Linked DNA regions of Homo sapiens: region 2 is linked to region 1. A link is an interaction called in ENCODE POLR2A ChIA-PET data of the cell type or tissue named here. Cell type or tissue: Panc1. All regions are shown on one strand. Links, peaks and the distances in the headings refer to the core of each region. The heading gives the core; the rest is flanking DNA.

The links. ChIA-PET counts read pairs that join two places held together with the same protein. Peaks named below come from ENCODE experiments on the same cell type or tissue, not always from the same donor. Only the 100,000 strongest peaks of a DNase experiment are listed, where the experiment ranks them.
Region 2: POLR2A ChIA-PET joins it to region 1 with 5 read pairs; 3 of 35 experiments call an interaction of 5 or more read pairs at or near these places.

The regions. Positions count from the first base shown.
Region 1 is chr5:65,704,804-65,709,202 of GRCh38, forward strand. SGTB (small glutamine rich tetratricopeptide repeat co-chaperone beta) reads right to left here. Exons shown (of 11, transcript NM_019072.3): 4 at 3,686-3,755. Among named protein-coding and RNA genes, the nearest start is that of SGTB, 15 kb to the right of the region's middle. In Panc1, for the core only: no CTCF peak of the experiment used is centred there; no DNase peak of the experiment used is centred there.
Region 2 is chr5:65,928,360-65,932,758 of GRCh38, forward strand. The region is part of intron 1 of ERBIN (erbb2 interacting protein); the gene reads left to right. Among named protein-coding and RNA genes, the nearest start is that of ERBIN, 4.0 kb to the left of the region's middle. In Panc1, for the core only: no CTCF peak of the experiment used is centred there; no DNase peak of the experiment used is centred there; H3K4me3 peaks cover 1,024 bases; H3K27ac peaks cover 1,212 bases.

The sequences.
Region 1 (4,399 bases), core at 106-4,105:
AACACACATCTGCTGATAATCAAGTTCTCAGAACACTGCTGAGGATAAGCTGATAAAACTAATCATGCTATCATGATAGTGGCAGATAATATTTTTATGTGCTATCCCTTCCAGAGTTAGACTCTTTTTAAAAGGGGATTTAAAGAGATTAATTTCTAGAAAGAGAATTTCAGATACCATGGCTAGCCTGCAAAGTACTGATTTTCAGGAAGGGCATCTGCAGATACATCTGGCAGTAATTTAGCTAAGTTAATAAAATGTCAGCAAAATAAGAGATTTCCTATGGGTATTTTTTGTATACCATTAAATGAAAAAGTAGTGTCCTCTGCACTTGTAAGAACCAATGGTTCAAAATATGTCTGGGCGTGGTGGCTTATGCCTGTAATCCCAACACTTTGGGAAGTGAAGGTGGGAGGATCACTTGAGGCCAGGAGTTCGAGTCCAGCCTGGGCAATATAGTGGGACCCCCCCTCATCTCAACAAAAAGAATAATTAAAAAAATTAGCCAGGCGCAGTGGTACACACTTGTAGTCCCAGCTACTTGGAGGCTGAAGCAGGAATATCACATAAACTCAGGAGGTTGAAGCTGCAGTGAGCCATGATTGTGCCACTGCATTCCAGCATGGGTGACAGAGTGAAACCCTGTCTTTAAAAAAAAAGAAAAAGAAAAAGAAAATATTAGAAACAATGGAGATTAGGAGGAATGATTTACATCTCAAAGGTATCTGTGATTCTTTCCAGTTTTCTTAAACCAGAAACTCTCACATTAGCCTTGTTCTTAATAGATCATTAGCTGCTTAACAGGAAGAGTGGGGCATAAATTTCCAAGGAACAAAAACAGAATATTCAAATTACTGTAAATTAGGAATCAAAAATGAATATAAAGGGTGACTGCTAATAAGCACATGGTTTTTGTTTGGGGGGTTATAAAAATGTTCTGTAGGCCGGGTATGATGGCTCATCCTTGTAATCCCAGCACTTTGGGAGGGCAAGGCAGGAGTATGGCTTGAGCCCAGAAATTAGAAACCAGCCTGGGCAACATGGTGAAACCCTATCTCTACAAAAAAAAAAAAAAACACAAAAATTAGCTGGGGTGGTGGTGTGTGCCTGTAGTCCCAGCTACTCAGGAGGCTGAAGTGGGAGGATTGCTTGAGCCCAAGAGGTTGAGGCTGCAGTGATCTGTACTGTTGCCACTGCAATCCACCCTGGTCGAAAGAGTGAGACCCTGTCTCAAGAAAAAAAAAAATTTCTATAATTGATTATGGTAATGGCTGCACAACTCTGTGAATATATGAGAAACTAATGCATTGTACCCTTTAAAGAAGTAAATTGTATGACATATGAATTATATCGCAACAAATATCTTTTCAAGTTAAAAAAATTAATTTGGATCTTCCCCAAAAAAGAAATCAATAGAAAGCCTCTAAGGAAACTGAGAGGTTAACATTGTTTTTTATGAAGAAACAAAAAGTTTATATTAGCAAAGATAGTTTGATTTCCATGTCAAACATTTTAATTTTCTGGGTTATTGAGACTTTGATGTTGCTGTTGGGCTCTTTGTCTTGATGGCATTTTATGATTACATTATAAAACTGTACTGTATGTCTTTTCCTGTGTCACCTCAAAGGTGTAGATATCATAATGTATATATACATACCACAAATATTATACACATATATACTATAAGTTAATGATAAAAGGCTTAACATATTTAACATATAAAATACTTAACATATAAAAATTCAGGGTTGGGTGTGGTGGCGCACATCTGTAATCCTGGCACTTTGGGAGGCCGAGGTGGGTGGATCACCTGAGGTCAGGAGTTTGAGACCAGCCTGGCCAACATAGTGAAACTCCATCTCTATTAAAAATACAAAAATTAGCTGGGCGTGGTGGCACATGCCTGTAGTCCCAGCTACTCGGGAGGCTGAGGCAGGAAAATCACTTGAACCTGGGAGGCAGAGGTTGCAGTGAGCCAAGATTGCACCACTGCACTCCAGCCTGGGCGACAGAGCCAGACTCCATCTCAAAAAAGGAACAAAGTAGCAAAAATAAATATTGACAAAAATATCAAAGACAGTGTTATTTAGGATTACAAAATTATCTGTCTAGGTAAGTAAGACATGCTCAAACAGTATCATGTAACACTACACAGCCATTAAAAACAGTGATATAGGCCAGGCGTGGTGGCTCAAGCCTGTAATCTCAGCACTTTGGGAAGCTGAGGTGGGCGGATCACATGAGGTCAGTAGTTCAAAACCAGCCTGGCCAACATGGTGAAACCTCATCTCTACTAAAAATACAAAAAAATTCACCAGGCGTGGTGGCACGCGCCTATGATCCCAGCTACTCGGGAGGCTGAGGCAGGAGAATTGCATGAACCCAGGAAGCAGAGGTTGCAGTGAGCCGAGATCCTGCCACTGCACTCCAGCCGAGGTGGCAGAGAGACTCTGTCTCAAAAAAAACAAAACAAAAGCAAAAACCACAGTGATATAGGTATATATTTACAGACCTAGAGAAATGACCATGCCCAAGGAATAGGAACAGTATAATTGTTTCATATCCACCTTTTTAGATACCAGCTGATTTTATACACACACACACACACACACACACACACACACACACACACATATATTTTTTTTTTTTTGAGATGGAGTCTCCCTCTGTTGCCAGGTTGGAGTACAGTGGCGTGATCTCGGCTCACTGCAACCTCCGCCTGCCGGGTTCAAGCAATTCTCCTGCCTCATCCTTCTGAGTAGCTGGGATTACAGGCACATACCACCATGCCCAGCTAATTTTTGTATTTTTAGTAGAGACGGGGTTTCACCGAGTTGGCCAGGATGGTCTTGATCTCCTGACCTTGTGATCCACCCACCTCGGCCTCCCAAAGTGCTGGGATTACAGGTGTAGACCACCGTGCCCGGCCATGATATATATTTTTTTAACTCAACTGCCTTCTTCAAGGTATGAAATAAAGAAAAGGCTAGAAAATGTTTCTGAACATAGCATATTCCCTAGTAACCCTCTGTCTATATATAGAACAGAGGATTTATTGGCTGTCACTCACTGCTAAAGATAAGGACTATACCCTAAAGCTTTGTAGTACAAATCTTACAGGCCTCACCTGGCTCCCGTCTATAGCTTAACATAGCTGACATAATGGAAAAATGGAACACAAATCCTCAACAGTGACTTATTTCTTAAAACCAAGAATGCTTCAATAGCCAACTAGTATAAAATTTAATAATGTAGTAATCAAAAGTGCTAGCTAATAAACAAGTACCATGTGCCTACCTTAACAAATTTCAAAGAACTCAAAAACACTAAACATATGAAAGATAAAATAATGCTGAAAACTATTTTCCTCTTTTTAAGTTAAAGAAGAATTTGAGATCCTACAGTATAAGTAGCAAAAACCGAAGCAATTCGCCCTTAAGTTATGTGTTCTGCAACTTTTACAACAGATCTGCTTCTCTTGAAGCAAGCCGTAACTGTACTGCCCACAAGCCATTCTGTACTTCCAGGCTTCTTACCCATCACATTCATTTCTGTTTCGTAATTGCCATGTGCACTTATGACAATCTAGTCTTGGTGGTGTAATCAGAACTATATCAATTGACAGTAATTTCCTCCAGTTTCAGAAAGCTTTACTAAGTAAGTCATTTTTGTATGAAATATTCACCTTCATCTTTTAATTGGTCAGCTTTTCCCACATCTTCAGGCACTGAGTTTGAAAGGGGCAGAACGTCATTCTGAAATTAAATAAAAATCAATGCACTTCCCTTTAGCTACATAAAGAATCATCCTAGAGTACTATAAATAAATAATAAATTACCCACATTTTAAATCATCTGTAACTCCACATCATGAAAACAACTTCCTAAATAATAGTATTAACAAAAATAGGGGAAAAGTCCTCTCATATATTTTTTATTAGAAATATGAATATCTGTGACTGGGCGTGGTGGCTCATGCCTTAATCCCAGCACTTTGGGAGATCAAGGTGGGTGGACAGCTTGAGCTCAGGAGTTCGAGACCAGCCTGGGCAATATGGTGAAACCCCGTCTCTATAGAAAACACAAAAATTAACAAGGTGTGGTGGCATGTGCCTGTAGTCCCAGCTACTTGGGAGGCTGAGGTAGGAGGATGGCTTGAGCCCAGGAGGCAGAGGTTGCAGTGAGCTGAGATCATGGCACTGTACTCCAGCCTGGGCAACAGAGCCAGACCCTGTCTCAAAAAAAAAAAATAAGAATATGAAGAATATGTGAATCAAAGTTTTAAAAAATGTGCATTTCCCATACCTGGCAATCCTGCTTCATAAAAAAAAATGGAATTAGTATGTAAAGAATAGGAATAGAAATATGATCAAGGGATTGTTTATATTAGTGAAAATTTT
Region 2 (4,399 bases), core at 183-4,182, 220 kb after region 1:
AACGTATCATTAGGCTGCAAAAGAGGTTATTCTTGGGCATCTGAAAGAGGTGAACAAAATAAATGGCATTGAACTTCAGTTTCCTTATATGGCTTATACTTGGCTTCAAAAGCAACAAAACCTTAATAGAGCAAGTCCCTTACAGAGAATTATCGCTTTATGAAGATGGTTATTTATTAGTAAATTTTGTATAAAAAAAGTATTGTAGCACTTGAAAATGACTATTTAAGCCTCTATTTTTAGATTTAGTTCTTGATTTTTTTTCTCAGGAGAAGAGTAGTATGTTTCGATGCAGACAACACGTTTTATGAAGTGAGGTGTTCACCTTTGTGTTTCTTTTTTTTCTCCTCAACAAGGCATAATTTACTTCGTAGTTTTCTTGGAATTCTGTTAGTTTATCACCGAATTAACTTAAATTTTAGGTTTTATACTATTGTGAAACTATAAGTATTTTCGAAGCTTTGTTTAAACTGTGACAAAGGTTTGAAAAGAGGTTAATAGAGGAGTCATCCGTTAAAATATTTTTAAATGGCTTCAAAATTTGGATATTCTTCTAGTATGGTGTGGATTTTCAAAGATTAAATTGGCAAATAGAGAGTACTTCCAAAGTCTATATTGCACAAAATACACACTTAAAGGCTCTGTTTATTGAAGGTAATCATGAATTTTCAGGACTTCAACTGATTCAAGTAGTACTGTTACGAGGTCTCCTTGCCATTTGAGATCAAACTATTGTAAACTTTATGTATAAAAAGCTTACAGAGGTACAAACATGGAAACCAAATTTTTATTGTATGCTGTTTCTTAATGAAGTGATAACTATAGATACATTAACATATATCATTGGCAAATCTCAAAAATCGATTATTTTACACATTGTTGGTATTGCACTATTAGTAGTAAATAATACCCTTTAAGAAATAGTTAAAAGTTTCAGAAAATAGGTGTATATTTCAAAATTACTTATTTGAAATAATTGCTTACGGATAATACGATTTAGACTTTAAGCTGCTTTTGTTTTGGAAATAGATTATGGCAGTACTTACAGAGTATTTGGGATTATGCAGAATTTTAGTGATGCTGGGTAGCAGTTTCTTTTTTATTTTTCGTAATTGCTGCTTATCCAGATTCTCCTTACATACCCTACTTGGCTGCTTGCATTTTGACTCTTTGCCTTGCTCATTCATTTCTTGAATTTGTTACATGCTTGCTTCCGTTTTCTTTTTCTGGGAATACATCTCTATTATAAACCTCTAAAGATGTCTTTGTCTTTTCCTCTTTTTTTTTTTTTTTTTTTTCGAGATGGAGTCTTGCTCTGTTGCCTAGGCTGGAGTGCAGTGGCACAATCTCGACTCACCACAACCTCCACCTCCCGGGTTCCAGCGATTCTCCTGCTTCAGCCTCCCAAGTAGCTGGGATTACAAGCGCACATCATCATGCCTAGCTAATTTTTGTATTTTTAGTAGAGACAGGTTTTGCCATGTTGGCCAGGCTGGTCTCGAACTCCCGACCTCAGGTGATCTGCCCACCTTGGCCTACCGAAGTGCTGGGATTACAGGTGTGAGCCACTGAGCCCGGCCTACTGCTAACTCCCATTTTTCAGATTCACTTTTTAGCTGTCTCTTCTTAGGTTTCCTAATTGTAAAAAAGAAACTTAGCTGCTATTCAGCTTTCTCTTCTGATTCCCTTAGCTTCCTATATTTATAGTTAGCTTCATTTACCTAGCCTTATTTTCTCTGTGTTCAGTTGGTCGTTCTTAATTATATTTTGCCATTTCCCTCTTTTCCAAACTGTTAGTCTATGTTTATCACCTCAAAAAACTGTTCAAAACATGCAGTGGAAAAAGTTTATCTGATCTTATTTTATTAGCCCATTTAATTCTGAATATCCCCTTTGCATTTCAACTAAGTGTACATGCTGGTATTTTAACTTTATATTCATCAGTATATTGCTTTGTTTATTTTGAGATGGAGTCTTGCTCTGTCGCCCAGGCTGGAGTGCAGTGGCAAGATTTTGGCCCACTGCAAGCTGCGCCTCCCCCAGGTTCACGCCATTCTCCTGCCTCAGCCTCCCGAGTAGCTGGGACTAGAGGCGCCCGCCACTGTGCCCGGCTAATTTTTTTGTATTTTTAGTAGAGACGCGGTTTCACCGTGTTAGCCAGGATGGTCTTTATCTCCTGACCTCGTGATCTGCCCACCTCGGCCTCTCAAAGTGCTGGGATTACAGGCATGAGCCACCGCTCCCGGCCATTGTTTGTTTTATACTTTGTTTTCTCAGTTTTCCTTTTTCTCTTTAGTGTTCTTAAAATTGACTGTTAAGATAATACCAGGTTGTTATTTATTCTTATGTATTAAGACTTTGTAACCCTCTCTACCTTCTTGTTTTATTATACTTTTGGCCTCTTAAAACATACAGATATATTTCTCTGTTCCTTCTTCTCTGTACCTTCCTCTTCTGTCCTACCTTTCAAGTTAGATGTCTTCTCTGACACAGAATCCCTAAAATTTTGAAATTATCTTTCTTTGATTTCATGAAATAAGCACAATAGTACTCTATCACTCTATTTTTGTCACTTCAAATTTTGTTCCAGACACCATTGAATGAAGGTCTTGCCAGGCTTTAAGTGATAGTGTGGAAGACGATAGAAAAGGAGAATATCTAAAAATTCACTTTGTGGAAGACGATAGAAAAGGAGAATATCTAAAAATTCACTTAATAAGACTCTACTTATCTGGAGGTTATTTATTATAGCTTTAAAAGCATATTGAATGTAGTAGAAAAACTAGAAAATAAAAAATGACATCTCCTTAATCACAACAGGTATGACAGAGTCTGGGGACTTCACTTTTAGGGCCATTATTATTCAGAGCCCATTTACTTATGTACATAATGAGCTGTTTTTGGTTCTTTGGTATCCCAGAAGGCGTGAGAAAGGTACGTTTACAGCATTGTGAAGTTATGACCTGTGGTGTTACAGTGAAGCAATAGAAAAATGGAAAGATGACTGAATAACTTAGAAAATAATCTGGGACAACTTACTTTGAGGCTAAGTGCCTTGTACATTTCATTTCCCTGTAGGAGGATTCACTCTGTTATAATATGGTATAATTACAAGAAATAGTAATAGTCCTAAGGCAGCTGTTCTCAGACTTTTTGGTTTGACTCAAAACAGAAATTAAAAAAAATTAATTTATTTGAAAATAAGCTATTGCATGTTAGTGTAACATTGTTTTAATAAAAATATAATTGTTTTCTAAAATAAATAGCAAAAATAGTGGCAATGTTTTATATTTTTGCAAGTCTCTTATGTTTGGCTTAATAGAAAACAGCTCGATTCTCATATCTGCTTCTTCACTCCATCTGTTACAGTATGTTCTTTTGGCTAAAGTATATGAAGAAAATCCAGCCTTATACAGGTATTTGGTTGGAAAAGGGAGGAAGATTTTCTTTCTTTTCTTTCTTTTTTTTTTTTTTTTTGAGATGGAGTTTGCTCTTGTTGCCCAGACTGGAGTGCAGTGGTGCAGTCTCGGCTCACCGCAGCCTCTGCCTCCCGGGTTTAAGCGATTCTCTTGCCTCAGCCTCCTGAGTAGCTGGGATTACAGGCATGCGCCACCATGTCCAGCTAATTTTGTATTTTTTGTAGAGACAGGGTTTCTCCACGTTGGTCAGGCTGGTCTTGAACTCCTGACCTCAGGTGATCTGCCCGCCTCGGCCTCCCAAAGTGCTGGGATTACAGGCGTGAGCCACCGCGCAAAGTGCTGGTCACAAGGTCAGGAGATCAAGACCATGGACAACACAGTGAAACCCTGTCTCTACTAAAATACAAAAAATTAGCTCGGTGTGGTCACAAACGCCTGTAATCCCAGCTACTCAGGAGGCTGAGGCAGGAGAATTGCCTGAACTCGGGAGGTGGAGGTTGCAGTGAGCCGAGATCGCGCCACTGCATTCCAGCCTGGCGACAGAGCAAGACTCCGTCTCAAAAAAAAAAAAAAAAAAAGACATAAACCTGGGAATATGTAGTGGTACTATTGCAGCTTGAAGGCATTGCCTTTGTTCTTGTAAAGGTGTTAGCTGTTGCAACCATTGCTTTTGCAACATCAGTGTAAAATGTAAATATAATGGAAAAGGGAAAAATGACATTTCAATATTATAAACACAGTTTTGACCTGGAAGGTTCCTTGAAAGTGTCTCAGGGACTTCCAGAGACTGTGGACTTCCAGGGCCTATGGACTGCACTTCAAGAACTTAGGTGGAAGTTGGGATTTATGGAACTTTCATTAATTAAATTTTTTTTCTTGTCTGTTCGTATTGGATTCTGGGAGAGTGTTGAAGCTTGATCTTTAAGCCCACTTACTTGATTTTCATTTGTTTTCAGTTATTTTGTTACTTGTTTTTGGAA